Linked DNA regions of Homo sapiens: region 1 is linked to region 2. A link is an interaction called in ENCODE POLR2A ChIA-PET data of the cell type or tissue named here. Cell type or tissue: B cell. All regions are shown on one strand. Each heading gives the region's core, and the rest is flanking DNA. Links, peaks and the distances in the headings are about the cores only.

The links. ChIA-PET counts read pairs that join two places held together with the same protein. Peaks named below come from ENCODE experiments on the same cell type or tissue, not always from the same donor. Only the 100,000 strongest peaks of a DNase experiment are listed, where the experiment ranks them.
Region 1: POLR2A ChIA-PET joins it to region 2 with 5 read pairs; 2 of 35 experiments call an interaction of 5 or more read pairs at or near these places.

Annotation. Positions count from the first base shown.
Region 1 is chr19:8,190,988-8,193,890 of GRCh38, reverse strand. No RefSeq gene overlaps it. Among named protein-coding and RNA genes, the nearest start is that of CERS4, 17 kb to the left of the region's middle. RefSeq lists an enhancer at 1-35. In B cell, for the core only: no CTCF peak of the experiment used is centred there; DNase peaks (open chromatin) are centred at 610, 1,530 and 1,980; H3K4me3 peaks cover 18 bases; H3K27ac peaks cover 2,500 bases.
Region 2 is chr19:7,647,696-7,650,564 of GRCh38, reverse strand. It overlaps STXBP2 (syntaxin binding protein 2), which reads right to left. Exons shown (of 19, transcript NM_006949.4): 19 at 2,692-2,840. The coding sequence ends at 2,755. Among named protein-coding and RNA genes, the nearest start is that of STXBP2, 12 kb to the right of the region's middle. RefSeq lists an enhancer at 1,584-1,633. In B cell, for the core only: no CTCF peak of the experiment used is centred there; no DNase peak of the experiment used is centred there.

The DNA of each region.
Region 1 (2,903 bases), core at 292-2,791, 540 kb before region 2:
ATCTAAACTTTTGCATTTGACTCAGAGCTTTGTCTCTTATTTTGTAAAACCCCAGTGTATGTGTGATATGTGTGCACTGACTACAAAAAAAAAAAAAAGAAAAAAGAAAGAAAAGAAACCTAGGCCAGGCACGGAGGCTCGTGCCTGTAATCCCAGCACTTTGGGAGGCCAAGGTGGGCGGATCACCTGAGGTCAGGAGTTTGAGACTAGCCTGGCCAACATGAGAAAACCCCATCTCTACCAAAAATACAAAAATTAGCTGGGCTTGGTGGCGGGTGCCTGTAATCCCAGCTACTCAGGATGCTGAGGCAGGAGAATCGCTTGAACCTGGGAGGCAGAGACTGCAGTGAGCTGAGATCATGCCACTGCACTCCAGCCTGGGCAACAGAGCGAGACTCAGTCTTAAAAAAAAAAAAAAAAAAACGAAAAACCCAAAAAACCTACTATCCCCATATATAACCAATTTGTGCTGTGCACCAACAAGAACCTGCTTTAAATTTCCATTGCAATTTACAACCCCCATATTATACCAGGCAAGGTTAGTGGCTGTTGAAAATACCACCAGGACAGGGCTATCTAAAGACACATTCAGTAGTGCATTAACTGTACAAAAAAAAAAAAAGACACTGTGTAGTTTCAAAACAAATCTTACACAGCCTTACATTTCAATTTTTTCTTTTCTTTCTTTTTTTTTTTTTTGAGACTGGGTCTCACACTGTCGCCCAGGCTAGTGTACAGTGGCGTGATCTCAGCTTGCTGCAACCTCCGCCTCACAGGTTCAAGCGATTCTCCTGCCTCAGGCTCACGAGTAGCTGGGACTACAGGCACAAGCCACCACGCCCGGCTAATTTTTGTATTATTAGTAGAGATGGGGTTTCACTATGTTGGCCAGGCTGGTCTTGAACTCCTCACCTTGTGATTCACCCACCTCGGCCTCCCAAAGTGCTGGGAGTACAGGCATGAGCCACTGTGCCCGGCCTCAGTTTTTTTCTTTAAAAAGAGTGAATTGTGTACAAGGGGGTTAAATGCTTAATGGAAAAGAAAAATGAAAGAAAGAAAGAAGAAAAAGAAAGAAAGAAAGAACGAAGGAAAAAGGAAGGAAGGAAGGAACTGCTAGAACCAACTTATTCATCATCGTCTTCTTAATCTTCCCAGCCCAAAGCCTCCTGGGCCCCTAGATCCGGGTAGGGGTGGGAGGGAGGGTCTGAAGGAGAGGGATGCTTCCCAGAGCAGAGGCATTCAAGCTGAATCTCAAAGAACAAGAATGTGCCAGGGGCAGTCAGGCAATTATGCAAAGCTGACTGCAGGTGCAAAGGCCCAGAAGTTGGAAGCTGCACCTTCAGGGCCCAAGGTTAATGATGTGAGAAGCAGCAAGAGCAGGTAGAGATCAGGCTGCAAGACAACCAGAGCTGAAGTAGAGAAAGTCCTTGGGAGTCTCAATAAAGACTTTGATCTAATCTTGGGGGTAATAGGGAGCCATGGGAGAGTTTAGAGCAGGAAGGAACATAGTCTTAGTTGTGTGCCCCAGGAATTCCCCTGGTTGCTTTATTTTCTTTTCTCTTTTTTTGTTTTTTATTTGAGACTCAGTCTCGCTGTGTTGCCCAGGCTGGAGTGCTGTGGCACGATCGTGGCTCAGGGCAAACTCCACCTTCTGGGTTCGAGCAATTCTCCTGCCTCAGCCTCCCAAGTAGCTGGGACTGAAGGCATGCACAACCATGCCAGGCTAATTTTTGTATTGTTACTAGAGATGGGGTTTCACTATGTTGGCCAGGCTGGTCTCAAACTCCTGACCTCAGGTGGTCCTCCCACCTTGGCCTCCCAAAGTGCTGGGATTACAGGTGTGAGCCACTGTGTGGGTCCTTCCTTCCTCCCTCCCTCCCTTCCTTCCTTCCTTCCCTCCCTCCCCTCCTTCTCCTCCTCCTCCTTCTGCTTCCTCTTCCTCTTCTTCTTCCTCTTCCTCTTCTTCTTCTTCTTCCTCTTCCTCTTCTTCTTCTTCCTCTTCCTCTTCCTCTTCTTCTTTCTCTCTCTCTCTTCTTTCTTTTTCTTGAGACAGGGTGTATTTGTCTTTGTCCAGTCTGGAGTGCAGTGTTACCATTGTAGCTCACTGCAGCCTCCAGCTCCCAGGCTCAAGTGATCCTCCTGCCTCAGCCTCCTGAGTAGCTGTGATTACAGGGGCATGCCACCTCATCTAATTTTTAAGTGATCCTCCTACCTGGGCTTCCCAAAGTGCTGAGATTATAGGCAAGAGCCACCATGCCTGGCCATTCCTGGTTGTTTTCTATCGGAGGGGCTGTAGGAGAGGGGGCAGGTAGGAGAAGTGAAGTCACCCAGTGCAGCGTGGGTAAGGTCTAAACAGGACAGAGGGGTGGAAGGAAGATAGGATAATTTTTTTTTTAATTTTTAGAAGCTTTTGTTTAAATATAGCACACATAAGGCCCAGCATGGTGGCTCATGCCTGTAATCCCAGCACTTTGGGAGGCTGAGGTGGGTAGATCGCTTAAGCCCAGGAATTTGAGATCAGCCTGGGTAACATGGCAAAACCCCATCTCTATCATAATACAAAAATTAGCCAGGCATGGTGGTGCACACCTGTAATCCCAGCTACTCGAGGGGGGCTGAAGTGAGAGGATCACTTGTGCCTGGGATTTGTAGTCAGTGGAGATTGTGCCACTGTACTCCAGCCTGAGTGATAGAGTGAGACCCTGTCTCAAAAACAAACAAAGAAGAAGAAGAAAGGAAGAAAAGTGTAGCACACTTTTAGTAAAGAAAACAATGCATAAATTCATAAATGTGGCCAGGTGTGGTGGCTTATGCTTGTAATCCTAGTACTTTGGGAGGCCGAGGCAGGCAGATCACCTGAGGTCAGGAGTTCAAGACCAGCCTGACCAACATGGTGAAACCCT
Region 2 (2,869 bases), core at 370-2,869:
GATGTCCTATGGCCTCAGCAGGGACCAAAACCCTCACCATGGCCTCACCAGAACCTCCACGTGGTTCTCAGATTGGGTTGCAGGTCAGTACCCTCCCCTCCAGCTCCTCAGGGGCCTCCTGCATTCTCTGGCCTTGGCTTCTGCTCTGCCCTCCCCTCCCTTCCCTTCGCCCCCTTCATTTTCATTCTCTATGCAAATGCTGCCTCCTCTAGGAAGCCTTCCCTGATTGCCCCCAGTCTGGGTGGATTAGATGTGATATGGGCTCCCACAGCCCCTTTTGCCTCAGATTACTCATGTGGCTGGCTGTATATCTGTGCCCCAGAGAGGTTTCTTTTCCTTTTTCTTTTTTTTTTTTTTTTTTGAGATAGGGTGTCACCTTGCCACCCAGGCTGGAGTGCAGTGGCATGATCATAGCTCATTGCAGTCTCAACCTCCCGGGCTCAAGCAATCCTTCCACCTGAAAGTCCTGAGCAGCTGGGACTACAGGCGTGTGCCATCACGTGCCTGACTAATTTTTCTTATTTTTTGTAGAGATGGGGTCTTGCTATGTTGCCCAGGCTGGTCTTAAACTCCTAGCCTCAAGCGATCTCCCACCTCAGTCTCCTGAGTAAACTGGACCCCAGGTGCAAGACACCATGCCCATAAAAAAATTTTAAAAAAATTTAATTTTAAAATTTTTTTGTAGAGATAGGATCGTGTTATGCCGCCCAGGCTGGTCTCAAACTCCTGGGCCCAAGCGATCCTCCCACCTAGGCCTCCCAAAGCACTGGGATTACAGGTGTAAGCTACCTCGCCCGGCCTCTCCTGTTCTATTGGTGCTGTGAGATTCACACCTCACTTGAGTGCTATGGGCTGAACTGTGTCCTCTCCACAAATGTCTATGCTGAAGTCCTGCCCCGCAACTGCCTCAGAAAGTGACTATACTTGGAGATAGAATCTTTAAAGAAATAATTAAGTAAAAATGAGGTCATATGCGTGGGCCCTAATCCAACATGACCAGTTTCCTTGTAAGAAGAGCAGATTAGGACACAGACATGCACTGGGGCGGGGGGAGGAGACTGTGTGAACACACAGGGAAAACACAGCTGTCTACAAGGAAAGGAGAGAAGCTTCAGAAGGAGTCACACCTGTGGACATCTTCATCTTGGACTTCCAGTCTCTAGAAACAGAAGACTATAAATGTGTTTGCTTTGAGACAGAGTCTTGCTCTGTTGCCCAGGCTGGAGTGCAACGGTGCGATCTCAGCTCACTACAACCTCCGCCTCCCGAAGGAGGCGTAGTGTAATTCTCCTGCCTCAGCCTCCCAAGTAGCTGGTACCACAGGTGTCCACCACCACACCTGGCTAATTTTTGTATTTTTAGTAGAGACAAGGTTTCACCATGTTGGCCAGGCTTGTCTTGAACTCCTGACCTCAGGTGATCCACCTGCCTCAGCCTCTCAAAGTGCTGGGATTATAGTTTTGTTTTTGAGATGGAGGTCTCGCTTTTGTCACCCAAGGCTGGAGTGCACTGGCACGGTCTTGGCTCACTGCAACCTCTGCCTCCCAGGCTCAAATGATCCTCCCACCTCAGCCTCCTGAGTAGCTGGGACCACGGTGCACACCACTACATTCAGCTAATTCTATTTTTTTGTAGACACAGGATCTCACTATGTTGCCCAGGCTAGTCTTGAACTCCTGGCCTCAAGTGATCAACCTGCCTTGGCCTCCCAATGTGCGACTACAGGCATGAGCCACGGTGCCTGGCAATTTCTGTTAAGTCACCTAGTCTGTGGTACTTTGTTATGACAGCCCTAGCAAACAGATACACCCACCGAAGGCCCTGATAAGTCCTGCAGTCAGGAGTCTCTGTGAACCCCGTGGGGCTGGGAGGAGAAAGCAGGGAGCGTTTGCTGTGTGCCTCACATGAATACAGCAGAAGCTGAACACAACTCCTGGCATCGTATGCCTACAGGTCCCCTTGGAACAGTTCTAGGGGGGTTGGAGTTCCAGGGTCCATTCTGCTTAATAACAATATTAACGGAGCAGCCAAAATGGTTCCAGTGAAAATGGGGTAGCAGCAGCTGTCATGCTTGCACGCCACCAGCCTTCCTGCGCTATCTCTGTTCTCTCCTCTGCAAAGCAGCTGCTATTTTGGGCTCCCTGTTTTTAGATTGGGAACCCCGGAAGTTGGTCAGGGCCTCACCGCTAGAATATCTTAGAGCTGATATTCAAATGAGAGTCCAATTTTTTTTTTTTTGAGACGGAGTCTCGCTTTGTTGCCCAGGTTGGAGTGCAAAGGGGCAATCTCGGCTCACTGCAGCCTCCACATCCTGGGTTCAAGTGATTCTCCTGCCTCAGCCTCCCAAGTAGCTGGGACTACAGGTGCACACCACCACACCCAGCTAGTTGTTTTGTATTTCTAGTAGAGATGGGTTTTCACCATGTTGGCCAGGCTGGTCTTGAAGTCCTGACCTCAAGTGATCCTCCCGCCTTGGCCTCCCAAAGTGCTGGGATTACAGGCGTGAGCCACCGTGCCCTGCCAAAAGTCCAAGTTCTTAACCTCCATGAGGGCTTGAGATGCCCTCAGGGGCAGGGAGAGGCTAATTCTCCTTCTGAGAGGATAATAGGGGTTGGTGGGGCCTGGGGCACAGGCCTGGCTCAGCACAACTCCCAGGGACTCCCTTGATAAGAAGGTGAGGTAGGCACTGGCTGGCAGAGCGACGGGAAGAGTTTATTTCTCTGGAAAGGGAGGGGTAGGGGGCGGGGCCAGGGGTCAGGGCAGGGCAATGTCCTCCAGCTTCTTGTCCAGTGCCTTCAGGTCATCCAGGAAGCGGGTCGGGGTGAGGATGTGTGAGGAGCCTGTGCAGGGGCAGAGGTTTGGGGAAGAT